Regions from separate parts of the Homo sapiens genome. Here region 1 is linked to region 2. A link is a contact called in ENCODE Hi-C or POLR2A ChIA-PET data. All regions are on one chromosome and are shown on one strand. The core of a region is the stretch at or near the end of the contact, and the rest is flanking DNA. Distances in the headings are between cores, read along the strand shown. Region 1 has its middle 42 kb from the start of SLC29A4. Region 2 overlaps TNRC18 (trinucleotide repeat containing 18).

Evidence for each region. Hi-C counts contacts between places; a loop is a spot of excess contacts on that map. ChIA-PET counts read pairs that join two places held with the same protein, here RNA polymerase II (POLR2A). Pooled maps may share reads with other maps.
Region 1: a loop to region 2 is called in a map of mammary epithelial cell, with 3 times the contacts of the local background. The contact joins two enhancer-like sites. A Hi-C loop is called at or near these places in 4 of 168 maps with a recorded cell type or tissue (CD4-positive, alpha-beta memory T cell, GM12878, heart right ventricle and 1 more), 15 of 37 single-sample maps with no recorded cell type and 8 of 50 pooled maps. POLR2A ChIA-PET finds 5 or more read pairs at or near these places in 4 of 52 experiments (AG04450, H1, OCI-LY7 and 1 more).

The regions. Positions count from the first base shown.
Region 1 is chr7:5,237,464-5,244,752 of GRCh38, forward strand. No RefSeq gene overlaps it. Among named protein-coding and RNA genes, the nearest start is that of SLC29A4, 42 kb to the right of the region's middle. RefSeq lists enhancers at 2,755-3,049, 3,523-3,612. Within about 2 kb of position 3,235, at least 9 of the 41 ENCODE cell types and tissues checked have a DNase peak (open chromatin) inside an H3K27ac peak, as active enhancers do.
Region 2 is chr7:5,325,156-5,332,467 of GRCh38, forward strand. It overlaps TNRC18 (trinucleotide repeat containing 18), which reads right to left. Exons shown (of 30, transcript NM_001080495.3): 20 at 1-93. Among named protein-coding and RNA genes, the nearest start is that of SLC29A4, 46 kb to the left of the region's middle. Within about 2 kb of position 2,661, at least 3 of the 41 ENCODE cell types and tissues checked have a DNase peak (open chromatin) inside an H3K27ac peak, as active enhancers do.

The sequences.
Region 1 (7,289 bases), core at 1,985-4,484, 87 kb before region 2:
AAGCACATCCTTCTCTGAGCTGAATTGCTTCATCACACACTTCCTTCTGGCTTGGGGAGTTCCTTTTCATCAAAGGCCAAGCCTTGTGTGTTTCGGTCCTGCCCATCTCCGTGCGGCCTGCGGGACGTTGGTTGGCGTGGAGTCTTCACAGCCGGCTGTCCAGGCTGGCAGCTCTCCCATCAGGGCTTCTCACAGCCACCGTCTGTCTGAGCAGACGCTGAGCATCGTGTCATCCCTCGGACACACACAAGACTCCACTATTCCCTGTGCTGATTTCTGTTTCTGTTACAGCTTCTGCTTCTGATTTTATTTTTTTTTTCTTTGAGATGGGAGTCTCGCTCTGTAGCCCAGGCTGGAGTGCAATGACATGATCTTGGGTCACTGCAACCTCCACCTCTCAGGTTCAAGCAGTTCTCCTGCCTCAGCCTCTGGAGTAGCTGGGATTACAGGTGCGCACCACCAAGCCTGGATAATTTTGCATGTTTCTGTAGAGACGAGGTTCCACCATGTTTCCAAGGCTGTTCTCAAACTCCTGGCCTCGGCCGGGCGCGGTGGCTCACGCCTGTAATCCCAGCACTTTGGGAGGCTGAAGTGGGCGGATCACCTGAGGTCAGGAGTTCGAGACCAGCCTGGCCAATATGGTGAAACCCCGTCTCTACTAAAAAAGAAAAAAAAATTAGCCTGGCTTGGTGGTGCGCCCCTGTAGTCCCAGCTACTCGGGAGGCTGAGGCAGAAGAATCACTTGAACCTGCGAGACGGAGGTTGCAGTGAGCCAAGATCACGCCACTGCACTCCAGGCTGGGCGACAGAGCAAGACTCTGTCACAAAAAACAAACAAACAAACAAACAAAAAAACCTCCTGACCTCAGGTGATCCACCCGACTCGACCTCCCAAAGTGTTGAGATTACGGGCGTGAGCCACTGCGCCCGGCCCTGTTGCTGCTTTTAGAAGTGGCTTTTTCTTCCTGTGCGACATTACTTTTTAGTGGGTCAGCGCAGAAATGTGCTTGGGCTCCCTGCGACGGCGAAGCACCTTTCCTCAAGGGAATCTGAAGACTTTTCCCTGCCTTTCCTCTCCCTCGGGGAGGTCCCCTCAGCGCCCTCCTCTTGACCTTCCCTGGTGCGTTTAGTGCTGAGCCTGTGCCTGAGCCTGGGGACCTGGGAGAGTTCGGACCGAAGTCCACCGAGGGCCGCAGAACGGCAGGGTTGGGGAACTGGCTCCCTGGCGCGCACAGCTCTGTCTGCAGGGCGCGGATCTGCGCTCGGTGTGAGGAGGCACGGTGCATGTTAAGTCGAGAAACTTCTAAACTCCGCCACCAGCTTTGGAAATAACAGCTGGGATTTTCTGCTTAAACCAGCATCCCAGAGCACACGGGTACTAACTAGCAGAAGCCCTAAGTAAAATGAAACGGGCTCTGAAGGAAGTCCTGGAGCCTCCTGCCCGCCTGCCCTCGCCATTCATTCAGTCCTGCAGTGACTCTGAGGAATGGCGTGGGCGGGAGGACAAGTCACCTTTAAAGCCAAGCACCCGGTGGGCGCAGAGGGTCCCGCCTGGAATCCCAGCACTTCGGGAGGCTGATGCGGGCGGATCACGAGGTCAGGAGTTCGAGACCAGCCTGGCCAAAATGGTGAAACCCCGTCTCTACTAAAAATACAAAAAATTGCCTGAGCGCGGTGGCTCACGCCTGGAATCGCAGCACTTTGGTAGGCCGAGGCAGGCAGATCACAAGGTCAGGAGTTCGAGACCAGCCTGGCCAACGTGGTGAAACCCCATCTCTACTAAAAATATAAAAAAATTGGCTGAGCGTGGTGGCGCGTGCCTGTAATCCCAGCAACTCGGGAGGCCGAGGCAGGAGAATCGCTTGAACCCGGGAGGCGGAGGTTGCAGTGAGCCGAGATGGCGCCACCGCACTCCAGCCTGGACGACAGAGTGAGACTCTGTCTCAAAAATAAATAAATAAATAAATAAATAATGCAGATATCTTTAGAAATATAAAATAGTATCCTAGGGGCCAGGCACAGTGGCTCACACCTGTAATCCCAGCACTTTGAGAGCCCGAGGTGAGAGGATTGCTTGAGGCTGGGAGTTGAAGACCAGCCTGGGCAACAGAGCAAGACCCCCGTCTTTACGAAAAATTAAAAAATTAGCCAGGTGTGGCCGGGCATGGTGGGTCACGCCTGTAATCCCAGCACTTTGGAGGCCGAGGCAGGAGAATCACAAGGTCAGGAGATCAAGACCATCCCAGCTAACACGGTAAAACCCCCTCTCTACTAAAAATACAAAAACTTAGGCGGGCGTGGTGGCGGGCGCCTGTAGTCCCAGCTACTCGGGAGGCTGAGCCAGGAGAATGGCGTGAACCCGGGAGGCGGAGCTTGCAGTGAGCCGAGATCGCGCCACTGCACTCCAGCCTGGGCGACAGAGCGAGACTCCAGCTCAAAAAAAAAAAAAAAAAAAAAAAAAAAAATTAGCCAGGTGGGCTGATATGCCCAGCTACTCAGGAGGCTGAGACAGGAAGATCACTTGAGGCCAGGAGTTCGAGACCAGCCTGGGCAACAGTTTGAGACCCGCCGCAGCCTCTACCAAAAAAAAAAATAATAATATTCTAGTTTACAAGCATGCTACAGTTACAAACTCTTCCTTGGTAAGATTTTCCTCCCCAGAGCGCTGTTGTCAGACTCCTGGAGCTGCTGAGGCCCTGCAAGCTGGGTAGACAAGGGAGGCAGGCCGGGCCAGGTGAGCTCCCCTGCACCCCTCCCCGCCCCCGCCCTGCCTTTCCTGTGTTTCTCTGGACCCTAACGCTGCGAGACACAGACGGATAGACCATCAGGACCTCAGGAGCCGCCTGAGTCTCCTCCCAACCCCGAGCTCTGAGGAGGGTGGATGGTTTTCTTCACGGCCACTAGGTGGTGGAAGTCTCCCAACTGTGCAGACATCTGCGGGGCTGGTGGGTTGGCGAGCTGTGGGGGAGGGTGCCCTGGTCAGACTGTGTCCTTGGGGGCTGGGCGGTCGCACCCGGGAGCTTCGCCAATGTGCTAGTTTGAATGAACTCCCAATGCAAAAATGGCAAACAGAGGCCGTGGAGAAACCTGGCTTCCTCCGACAATGGGAATTTCACTCTGTTCTCGTTACCGCCTGTGGATGAATGTGGGTCTCGGAGGGCGCCTCTCCCTCCGGGGAGAGGGTGACCTTGCCACAGTGGGACTCCATTCCAGCGGCAGCTCCCTCCCCTGTCTGTAGCCCCACGGCCTCCTGGCCGCCTGCCTTCTTATTGGCCACCCCTCCCCTCTCAACGACCTGTTTCCTAATCATGCCATTCCCCCGCGGGAGAGCCGATTCATCACCATTTAAAATGGTGAATCGATAAAGCCGGTCAGGCCGGGCGAGGTGGCTCACGTCTGTAATCCCAGCACTTTGGGAGGCTGAGACAGGCGGATCACCTGAGGTCAGGAGTTTGAGGCCAGCCTGGCCAACATGGTGAAACCCCGTCTCTACTAAAAATACAAAAATTAGCTGGGCATGGTAGCGGGCGCCTGTAATCCCAGCTACTCAGGAGGCCGAGGCAGAACACTAACTTGAACCTGGGAGGCGGACGTTGCAGTGAGCCGAGATCGCGCCACTGCACTCCAGCCTGGGCGACAGAGTGAGAGTGCATGTCAAAAAAAAAAGAAAGAAAGAAAAAGAAAAAGCCAGTCAGATCTAGAGAGGGCGACCGGAGCATCACCCCCAGACGGCTTGACTCTGAGCTCCTGACCTCAGCCTTCAGACAGAGGCTCTCCCAACACACACACACATAGACACGTGCGCACACACACACACACACACACACACACACCCCGCACCAGCAAACGCTGTCTGCTCTGAAGCAGGCACTGTGTAGTCTGATATGTCCCCGGGGAAGGAGGGTGGCCAAGCACAGACAGCTCCCGAGAGAGCCTGAGGAGAGAGCTGCCCAGCACCTCAGGATGGAGAAAGTGCTAGAGAGGCCCTTGGCTTCCCTGCATCCCACGGAGATAACAGCAGGTACAGGGAGTGAGGTTCGAGAGCAGTGAGTGTAAACCATAAGGCTCTGCCTGGGCAATACATGGTCCTTTCTCTCTTTTTTTTCCCTCCCTTCCTTCCTTCCCTCCCTCCCTCCTTCCTTCCTTTTTTTTTTTTTTTTTTGAGATGGAGTTTCACTCTGTCACCCATGCTGGAGTGCAGTGGTACAATCTCAGCTCACCGCAACCTCCGCCTCCCAGGTTCAAGCGATTCTCCTGCCTCAGCCTCCCGAGTATCTGGGATTACAGGCACGTGCCACCACGCCTGGGTAATTTTTGTACTTTTAGTAGAGATGAGGTTTCGCCATGTTGGCCAGGCTGGTCTCGAACTCCTGACCTTAGGTGATCCGCCTGCCTCGGCCTCCCAAAGTGCTGGGATTACAGGCATGAGCCGCTGCACCCAGCCTCATTCTTTCTTTTTTCTTTTAGAGTTCGGGTCTCACTCTGTCACCCAGGCTGGAGTGCAGTGGTGGGATCACAGCTCACTGCAGCCTCAACCTCCTGGGCTCAAGTGATCCTCCCACCTCAGTCTCCCAAGTAGCTGGGACTCCTGGTGCCCACTACTATGCCTTTTTGTAGAGGCAGGTTCTCGGTACATTGCCCAGGCTGGTCTTAAACTCCTGGGCTCAAGCAGTCCTCCTACCTCAGTTTCCCAAAGTGCTGGGAATACAGTCATGAGGCACCACACGCAGCCACCTACTCATTCTAAGACCATTCCTTCCCTGTGGTGGTGTTTATGAAATTGGAGTGTTAGGGGCGGGGCACGGTGGCTCACGCCTGTAATCCCAGCACTTTGGAAGGCCAAGGCAGGTGGATCATTCGAGGCCAGGAGTTCGAGGCCAGCCTGGCCAACATGGCAAAGCCCCGTCTCCTTTAAAAAATACAAAAATTAACCAGGCTTGGTGGTGCGTGCCTGTACTCCCAGCTACTCAGGAGGCTGAGGCACGAGAATCGCTTCAACCCAGGAAGCGGAGATTGCAGCGAGTTAAGATCGCACCCCTACACTCCAGCCTGGGTAACAGAGTGAGACTCTGTCAGAAAGAAAGAAAGAAAGAGAGAGAGAGGGAGGGAGGGAGGGAGGGAAAGAAAGAGAGAGAGAGAAAGATAGAAAGAAAGGAAGGAAGGAAAAGAAAGAGAGAGAGAAAGAAAGAAAGAATGAAAGAAAGGAAGGAAGGAAAGAAGGAAGGAAGGGAAAGAAAGAGAGAAAGAAAGGAAGGAAGGAAGGAAGGAAGGAAAAGAAAGAGAGAGAAAGAAAGGAAGGAAGGGAAAGAAAGAGAGAGAGAAAGAAAGAAAGGAAGGAAGGGAAAGAGAGAGAAAGAAAGAAAGGAAGGAAGGAAGGGAAAGAAAGAGAGAAAGCAAGCAAGCAAGCAAGCAAGCAAGAAAGAAAGAAAGAAAGAAAGAAAGAAAGAAAGAAAGAAAGAAAGAAAGAAAATTGGAGTGTTTCACAGCCCAGGGTCATTAATTTGGCCACCTGTCCCCTGGAAATCCGTAACTAAGTGACACCTTAGAATGAAAGAAACGCCTCATGGTGTGCACAGTGACCCATTGGCTTCAGGGCACTTTGCTCACAAAACACCCCTCCCCAAATAGAAGACTCTCCTGGGCAAGGTAACTCATCCCAGCTGGTGGCACAGGGCAGGACAGGGTTCAGTTGCTCCTGGCAGAGGCTGAGGGAACAGGGCCGGGGGAGGCCCCTGCTGTCCTTGTCTGAAGAGCCAGGATCTGCATAGCTCCCCACCCTCAGCCACCCCACCCTGGCTTCCCTGGGCCCCTTCTGAGATGCAGAGATGCGTTCTGGGATTGGCCACCATCCACCCCCAAGCCCAGACCATGGCACCATGCCCCAGGCTGCCTGCGGCCCTCTTCTTGACAGACTCGCAGTCAGGTCCCTGCAGCCTCCTTGGTGCTGACAAATGGCCCCCAGGAGGGTCCCTGGCCACTGCCCCAGAACCCACCATGGGCCCCGCGTCCTGGCCGCTGGCCAGCTCTGTCATTTATGTCCTTCTTGACCTTCGTGGGAGCGCCCAGGCTGCTCCATTCTGTCCTGAAACCTACACCAATGCAGAACGTCACTGTGGTTGGCAAAGTCACTCTGTTTGCTTCAGGTGGGCACCGCAGGCAGGGCTGAGGGCTGTGGCTGCCGTGTTGCCGGCAAAGGAGAAAAACCCGCAATTTGTTCAGACGAGCTCCTTTGCTTAAGGCTCTGGGGAGCATCTTTTCTGGTTATTTTCAGCTTTCTGCTCCTTTTGAGGAAGTTCAAGGGATCAGCTCCTGTCCCCACCCCCTGACTCCAGGGGTCAGACTGTGTCAGTGTTCTGGGGGTCCCTCTTAAGGAGGCACCCCAAATCTGGAAGAACCTCTGGGCTCCTAGAAAGATGAAGACACGTAGAGCTGTGCCCATCACTGGGCAGTTTCCATCAGAGAGGGCTTTGGGGCTTCGGAGCACGGGTCCCTCCCCAGGCCCTGTCCTCCAGAAGGATTTGGATGGGGTCATCGGAGAGAGAGAGCTCGTCCTACATGGCAGCAAGTGGCTCTTTTCACAAACTGTCCCTGCCCCTAGCTGGGCATAGTGGCACGCACCTGTAGTCCCAGCTACTGGGGAGGCTGAGATGGGAGGATCACTTGAGCCCAGGGTCTCGATCAAGGCTGCAGTGAGCTATGATCGCACCACCACATTCCAACCTGGGGGATAGAGTGAGACCCTGTCTCAAAAACAACAACAACAACAAAACAACAAAAACCAGTCTCTAGCCAGGCACAGGGGCTTACACCTGTGTAATCCCAGCACTTTGGGAGGCCAAGGTGGGTGGATCATCTGAGGTCAGGAGTTCAAGACCAGCCTGGACAAGATGGCAAAATCCCATCTCTACTAAAAATAGAAAAATTAGCCGGGCATGGTGGCAGGCACCTGTATCCCAGCTACTCGGGAGGCTGAGGCAGGAGAATCGCTTGAACCTGGGAGGCGGAGGTTGTGATGAGCTGAGATCATGCCACTGCACTCCAGCCTGGGCGACAGAGTGAGCCTTTATCTCAAAAAAAAAAAAAAAAAAAAAGAAAAGAAAAGAAAAGAAAAGAAAGATCACCTGTAACTGCCAGTGCCAGAGCTAACCTGGGGTTAACACTGCTGTGTGTTTCCTTCTGGTGACTTTTCTAACAGAGAGAGCCTGTTAGGAGCTGATTTATTCACATTAGTATGTAGCCCCACAATGATTGTGTGTTCTCCCTGCGTTACTAATGGGAATCTTTTTTTT
Region 2 (7,312 bases), core at 1,411-3,910:
GCTGGCGTGAGGAGCCCTGGCCTCAGAGGGCAAGGCAGGAGCTCGGGGCGGCGGCAGCCCAGCTCCTGGCCCAGCCTCTTTCCCTTTCTTCTTCTGGAGGAGGAAGCAGCAGAGAGGAGCCATCAAACGGCAGGGAAAGCACAGGCAGCACCCCTGTCCCCCTCACTCACTCACCCCCAAGTTCTGTGCCACCCCAAGTGCGCCCTCCCAGGAGGAACAAAACACCCCTTCTCTCTCTTCCTGCAAGCGTTTTTGGTTTTGGGTTTTTTTTTGTTTTTTTTTTTTTGAGACGGAGTCTCGCTCTGTCACCGAGGCTGGAGCGCAGTGGCGCGATCTTGGCTCACTGCAAGCTCTGCCTCCCGGGTTCACGCCATTCTCCTGCCTCAGCCTCCCGAGTAGCTGGGACTACAGGCACCCGCCACCACACCTGGCTAATGTTTTTGTATTTTCAGTAGAGACGGGGTTTTACCGTGTTTGCGAGGATGGTCTCGATCTCCTGACCTTGTGATCTGCCCGCCTCGGCCTCCCAAAGTGCTGGGATTACAGGCATGAGCAAACGCGCCCTGCAATTTTTTTTTTTTTTTTTTTTTTTTTTTTTAGAGACAAGGTCTCGCTCTGTTGCCCAGGCCAGAGGACTGTGGCACCATCACCACTAAATGCAGCCTCGACCTCCTGGGCTCACGTTATCCTCCTACCTCAGCCTCCTGAGTAGCTGGACTACAGGTGCACACCACCACACCCAGCTAAGTTTTTATTTTTTTAGAGACAGGGTCTTGCTATGTTGCCCAGGCTGGTCTCAAACTCCTGGTCTCAAGCAATCCTCCCGCCTTGGCCTTCCAAAGTGCTGGGATTACAGGCTGTTTTTAACGTGTATTATCTTATTACTAGTATATATTACTTGTTGCCCCGTCTGCCCAAAAAAGACACCACTGAAGTGTATATATGTTGCAAGTTCCTCTCCAGTGACCCTCCTACCAACTCCACAGAGTCAGCTACTAGTAACAGCATGGTGTATCCTTCTAGAACTTTCCACAAGCACACACAACCGTGTAAATATGAAGGCTACGCAGACACAACCATGCACACACAGTATTTTAAAAAAAAAAAAGTGGGAATTTACCAACAGTCCTGCTTTGCAACGTTTCCCCTCAACATGACTGATACATATGAAAGGAGCTTCATTTTAACAGCAGCCTATTGAGCCAAGGTATGGAGAAACCCTAATGCACTTACTTTAACCACCCCCGCGATGAGAAGGGCCTGTAGGCTGCCTCCGTTTTTTCACTCTCTGTTTTGTTGTTGTTTTTGAGACAGGGTCTGGCTGTGTTGCCCAGGCTGGAGTGCCATGGCACAATGACAGCTGACTGATAGCCTCAACCTCCTGGGCTCAAGCAATCCTCCTGCCTCAGCCTCCCAAGTAGCTTGGACTACAGACATGTACCGCCATGCCCAGCTAAAAAATCTACACTTTCTAAAAGGGACACGTCTAAAACAAATGGCCATTAGCTGGGCATGGTGGCGGGTGCCTGTAATCTCAGCTACTCGGGTGGCTGAGGCAGAATCATCACTTGCACCCGGTAGGCGGAGGTTGCAGTGAGCCGAGATCGCGCCACCACACTCCAGCCTGGGCAAAAAAGAGCAAAACTCCGTCTCAAAAATAAAATAAAATTAAGGAAAAAAAAAAAAAGGCCAGGTGCAGTGGCTCCTGCCTGTAATCCCAGCACTTTGGGAGGCCGAGGCGGGCGGATCACGAGGTCAGGAGATCGAGACCATCCTGGCTAACACGGTGAAACCCCATCTCTACTAAAAATATAAAAAAGTAGCTGGGCATGGTGGCACACGCCTGTAGTCCCAGCTACTCGGGAGGCTGAGGCAGGAGAATCGCTTGAACCAGGAGACGGACGTTACAGTGAGCCGACATCGTGCCACTGCACTCCAGCCTGGGCGACAGAGTGAGACTCTGTGTCAAAAAACAAACAAACAACAACAACCACCAAAACAAATGGCCAAGGCCAGGAGAGGTAGAAAAGTAATAAATAAAGATAACAATGGTCAAATGCTACCAAGACAACAACAGAAGTCACAGCGTCCATATCCAAAATGAAAGTCAAAGCAGAGAGCATTAAAAGAAACAAAAAATGGTATGTTCTAGGGAAAAAGAATATACAGTTTAATCCCCATTTTGGGGGGGAAAAATATATATGTGTGTGTTTGTGCGTGTGTGTGTGTGTGTGTGTGTGTGTGTGTGTGTGTGTGTCTGTGTGTTTTATTTTCTTGTTGCTGCTGAACTCTTTAATGCAAGTCATCCTTCTGGAATCAGAGGCATCTTAGGCGCTGAAAGAATGTTAGTGGCGCTGTCCCCTTATCTCTGGGATCCGTCATTAAGCAGATAGCTGCAGCTCCTGGTACATGTCCCTGCAGCTGTACCCACAGGGAAACAAAAGGAAATGACAGCAGAAAAAAAAAGGCCTGAATGGATTTTTCTTTTCTTTATCTTCCAAATTACTGTTATAATCAGATAAAGCCAGTAACTGTTTCTTTCCCTTTGATCTGAAAACCCACGGCTGGGTGCCTTCCCCTACTTTTTTGTAAAAAAAACATAAAGTAAATAAGAAAATAACTTCCGACGTGATAGAAGTTCTGTATGCAAAACAGAGACGCTGCCTGCTTTGGTAACTATGACAGCAAAACACCATCACCACCCAAACCACCAACCGCCAGCAGGGTCAGTGGCAGGAGACAGGCAGGCAGTGGGATGGCATTCAACCATTTAAAAATACTGACAGCCAGGCGCGGTGGCTCACGCCTGTAATCCCAGCACTTCGGGAAGCCAAGGCAGGCGGATCACTTGAGGCCAGGAGTTCGAGACCAGCCCAGCCAACATGGTGAAACCCCGTCTCTACTAAAAATACAAAAATTAGGCGTGAGGGCACGAGCCTGTAATCCCAGCTACTCTGGAGGCTGAGACAAGAGAATCACTTGAACCCGGGAGGCAGAGGTTGCAGTGAGCTGAGGTTGCACCACTGTACTCCAGCCTGGGCCACAAGAGTGAGACTCTGTCGCAAAAAACAAAAAAAATACTGATGTCCAGGTGTGGTGGCTCACGCCTGTAATCCCAACGCTTCGGGAGGCCAAGGCAGGAGGACTGCTTGAGCCCAGGAGTTCAAGACCATCCTGGGCAACATAAGGAGACCCCACCCCATCTGCACGAAAATAATTTTTTTTTAATTAGTCAGACGTGGTGGTATACACCTGTAATCCCAGCACTTTGGGAGGTCGAGGCAGGAGGATCACTTGAGCCCAAGAGTTTGAAACCAGCCTGGGCAACACAGTGAGACCACCTTCCCCGCCGCCGCCTTTTTTTTTTTTTTGAGACAGAGTCTCGCTCTGCCACCCAGGCTGGAGTGCAGTGGCACAATCTCGGCTCACTGCAACCTCCGCCTCCTGGGTTCGAGCGATTCTTCTGCCTCGGCCTCCCGAGTAGCTAGGACTACAGGTGACCGCCACCACACCCGGCTACTTTTTTGTATTTTTTTAGTAGAGGCGGGGTTTCACCATATTGGCTAGGCTGGTCTCGAACTCCTGACCTCGTGATCCACCCGCCTCGGCCTCCCAAAGTGCTGGGATTACAGGTATGAGCCATTGCGCCCGGCTGAGACCACCGTCTCTTATTAAAAGAAAAATTAGCAAGGTGTGTTGGTGTGCCACTGTGGTCCCACCTACTCAGAGGAGACTGAGGCAGGAAAACTGCTCGAACTTGGAAATTTGAGGCTGCAGTCAGCTACAATCACCACTGCACTCCAGACTGGGAAACAGAGCAAGACTCTGTCTCTTATAAATAAATACAATAAAAATATTGATAGAAGGCCAGGCGTGGTGGCTCATGCCTATAATCGCAACACATTGGGAGGCTGAGGTGGGCCGATCACCTGAGGTCAGGAGTTCGAGACGAGACTGGCCAACATGGCGAAACCTTGTCTCTACTAAAAATACAAAAGTGAGCCGAGCATGGTGGTGAGCGCCTGTGATCCCAGCTACTCGGGAGGCTGAGGCAAGAGAATCGCTTTAATCTGGGAGGCAGAGGTTTCAGCGAGCCAAGATCTCACCACTGTACTCCAGTCTGGGCAGTAGGACAGATTCTGTCTTTAAAAAAAAAAAAAAGATAGAAAATAAAAGTAAAAGCCCATCCCATGTGGCAGTACACATGATATAACACAGACTGAACTAAGTCTGAAAAGCAGAATACAGCCAGGAGCGGTGGCCCACAACTGTAATCCCAGCACTTTGGGAGGCTGAGGTGGGCAGATCATTTGAGGTCAGGAGTTCAAGATCAGCCTGACCAACATGGTGAAACCATGTTTCTACTAAAATACAAAAATTAGCTGGGCATGGTGGTGGGCACCTGTAATCTCAGCTACTTGGGAGGCTGAGGCAGGAGAACTGCTTGAACCTGGGAGGCGGAGGTTGCAGTGAGCCGAGTTTGTGCCACTGCACTTCAGCCTGGGCGACACAGTGAGACTCCGTCTCAAAAAAAAAAAAAAAAAAAAAAAAAGGATAGCTATCTGTCCAAGGTTACAGCAGGGAATGATCAATAGAGTTGGGCTTTGAACACTGGGGACGTAGCTTTAGCTTCAGTTCTGGCTCCTTAACCACTGGACTACATTGCCTCTTTGGGCCTTTCCCAAGAGTTCCTTCTGTTGGAGGCCCAGGGTTTCCAATTCCTGGCATCTGAACAGCTGAATACCCAGCTATTATATCCAGCTATAATACCAGAGGCTCACCCAGTGTCTGCCTTTTGATACTGTAGCAGGAACCTGGAACAGAACAGATTCATTGTTGACAAATGGAGGCTCAGACACCCAAGGAAAATCACCCCACATCTCAGCATCCCAAGAACAGACACTGTTAATGTGTGGTAGGTGCCCCCCAACACACCCAGCTAATTTTTTTATTTTTAGTAGAAACGGAGTTTCACCATGTTGACCAGGCTGGTCTTGAACTCCTGACCTCAGGTGATCTGCCCACCTCGGCCTCCCAAAGTGCTAGGATTACAGGAATGAGCCACTGCAAACAGCCTTTTTCTTTATTTTGAGACAGAGTTGTGGGTTCTGTTGCCTAGGCTGGAGTGAGGCAGTATGATCATAGCTCACTGCAGCCTTCACCTCCTGGGCTCAAGCAATCCCCCTGCCCCAGCTTCCAGAGTAGGTGGGACTATAGGCACTGATCACCACCACTCCCAGCTAATTGTTTTTTTGTTGTTTTTTTTTTTTGGTAGAGGCAGGGTCTTGCTGTGTTGCCCAGGCCAGTCTCAAAACTCCTGGCCTCAAGGGATCCTCCCACCTCAAAGTGCTGGGATTGCAGGCGTGAGCCACCGCAGCCAGTCTGGTGCCTGTCCATATGTGAGCCACCTATAGAGAGCGGTTCATAGGAGAAACCCACTTCACACAGTCCTGCATGGTAAGTGTGTGAAGTGAAGGGGTTAGAACATGTCTGGGCCTACTATGTGCTACCTGGTAGCATTATTATTTTATTTTTGGAGACAGAGTCTCACTCTGTCGCCCAGGCTGGAGTGCAGTGGCACAATCTCAGCTCACTGCAACCTCCGCCTTCCGGGCTCAAGAGATTCTCCTGCCTCAGCCTCCTGAGTAGCTGGGATTACAGGCACCCGCCACCATGCCTGGCTAATTTTTGTATTTTTTAGTAGAGACAGGATTTCGTCATGTTGGCCAGGCTGGTCTCAAACTCCTGACCTCAAGTGATCCACCCACCTTGGCCTCCCAAAGTGCTGGGATTACAGGTGTGTGCCACCGTGCCCGGCTGAATCATTATTATTATTGTGACTAATTGTGACACCTGTCCTGCAAGGCCTTCAAAAACCTGAGATGGCCTCTGCCACCAGGAGACAAGAGCACAAATCCAAGGTGCCTATGGATGGTGCTTACACTGGCCCCTTCCTCACTACTACCCCTTTGTCAGGAAATCAATGTGACTCTCATCTTTTTTGTGATCTTCTCTAGAATGTCACCCTTATTTGAGGGTTCCTCCTATATCAAGGGCTCAGGGTGGAGAGGTATTTTGACAGAATACCGTCAAAACCTAGCTGTTAAGTCTGAACGCATCCAAATAGGAGGAGGAAGCAACTGGCCCTCAGCTTCCTAGTGGCCAGTGCAAAAAGGGTAACAGGCCCGATTATAAAGTTGTCTAAAAGCAAGTTTTCTTAATCTGGGGTGTTCATAGAGAGAATTTAGGAAATCTGTAAATGGGTAGGAAAGAAAATCCCACCTGCATTTTCACATTTTAACCTCTAAAAAAAAAATGGGGTTTTCCTTCAGGTGAGAGTGGAGGCCACAAACCACAAAAGTACCAGCAGCGCCGGTGAAACCACAGAGTCTTGCAGCAACGGAAACCACAGAGACTTGCAGCACACAATAGTTACTCCAGGGACCTTAAAACATCCTTTACACTGCTTCAGAAGTACAGCACTAGCCGGGTGCAGTGGCTCACGCCTGGAATCTCAACACTTTGAGAGGCTGAGGCAGGAGAACAGAGTTTGAGACCAGCCTGGGCAATGCAGCAAGACCTTGTCTATACTTAAAATTTAAAAATTAGCTGGGCACGGTGGTATGCACCTGTAGTCCCAGCTACTCAGGAGGCTGAGGTGGGAGGGCTGCTTGAGCCCAAGAGTTCAAGGTTGCAGTGAGCCATGATCACAGCACTGCACTCCAGCCTGGGTGACAGAGTGAGACTCTGTCTCTAAAATATAAAATAATAAAATTTTAAGTACGGTATTTACTAGACCCATTGGCAGATGTGTTTATTAATTAAATACATCCCTAAAGGAATGTATAGGTACCATATCACAGAAGGGTCTTTTCAATATTTTGATAACTATGGTCACTATCACTGTCTTCCTTTGGGGTCCCAGGTATCTTATTCACTTTTTAAAGTCGTCTTCTGAGACAGGAGAAAAGAGAGTAAGGACCTCTGTAAGATACGGGTGGTCAAGCATGGTGGCTCATGCCTGTAATCTCAGCATTTTGGGAGGTTGGGGCAGAAGAATCACTAAAGGTCAGGAGTTCAAGATCAGCCTGGGCAACATAGCGAGATCCCCTCTCTACAAACAATAAATTAGCCAGGTGCAGTGACATGTGTCTGAAGATCCAGCTATTTGGGAGGCTGAGGCAGGAGGACTGCTAGAGGCCAGGAGGTAAAGGCTGCAGTGAGCCATGATCAGGCCACTGCGCTCCAGCCTGGTGACAGAGCAAGAGTTGACTCTTAAGAAACAAAGGAACAGGTGCCCAGCTCCTGCTGT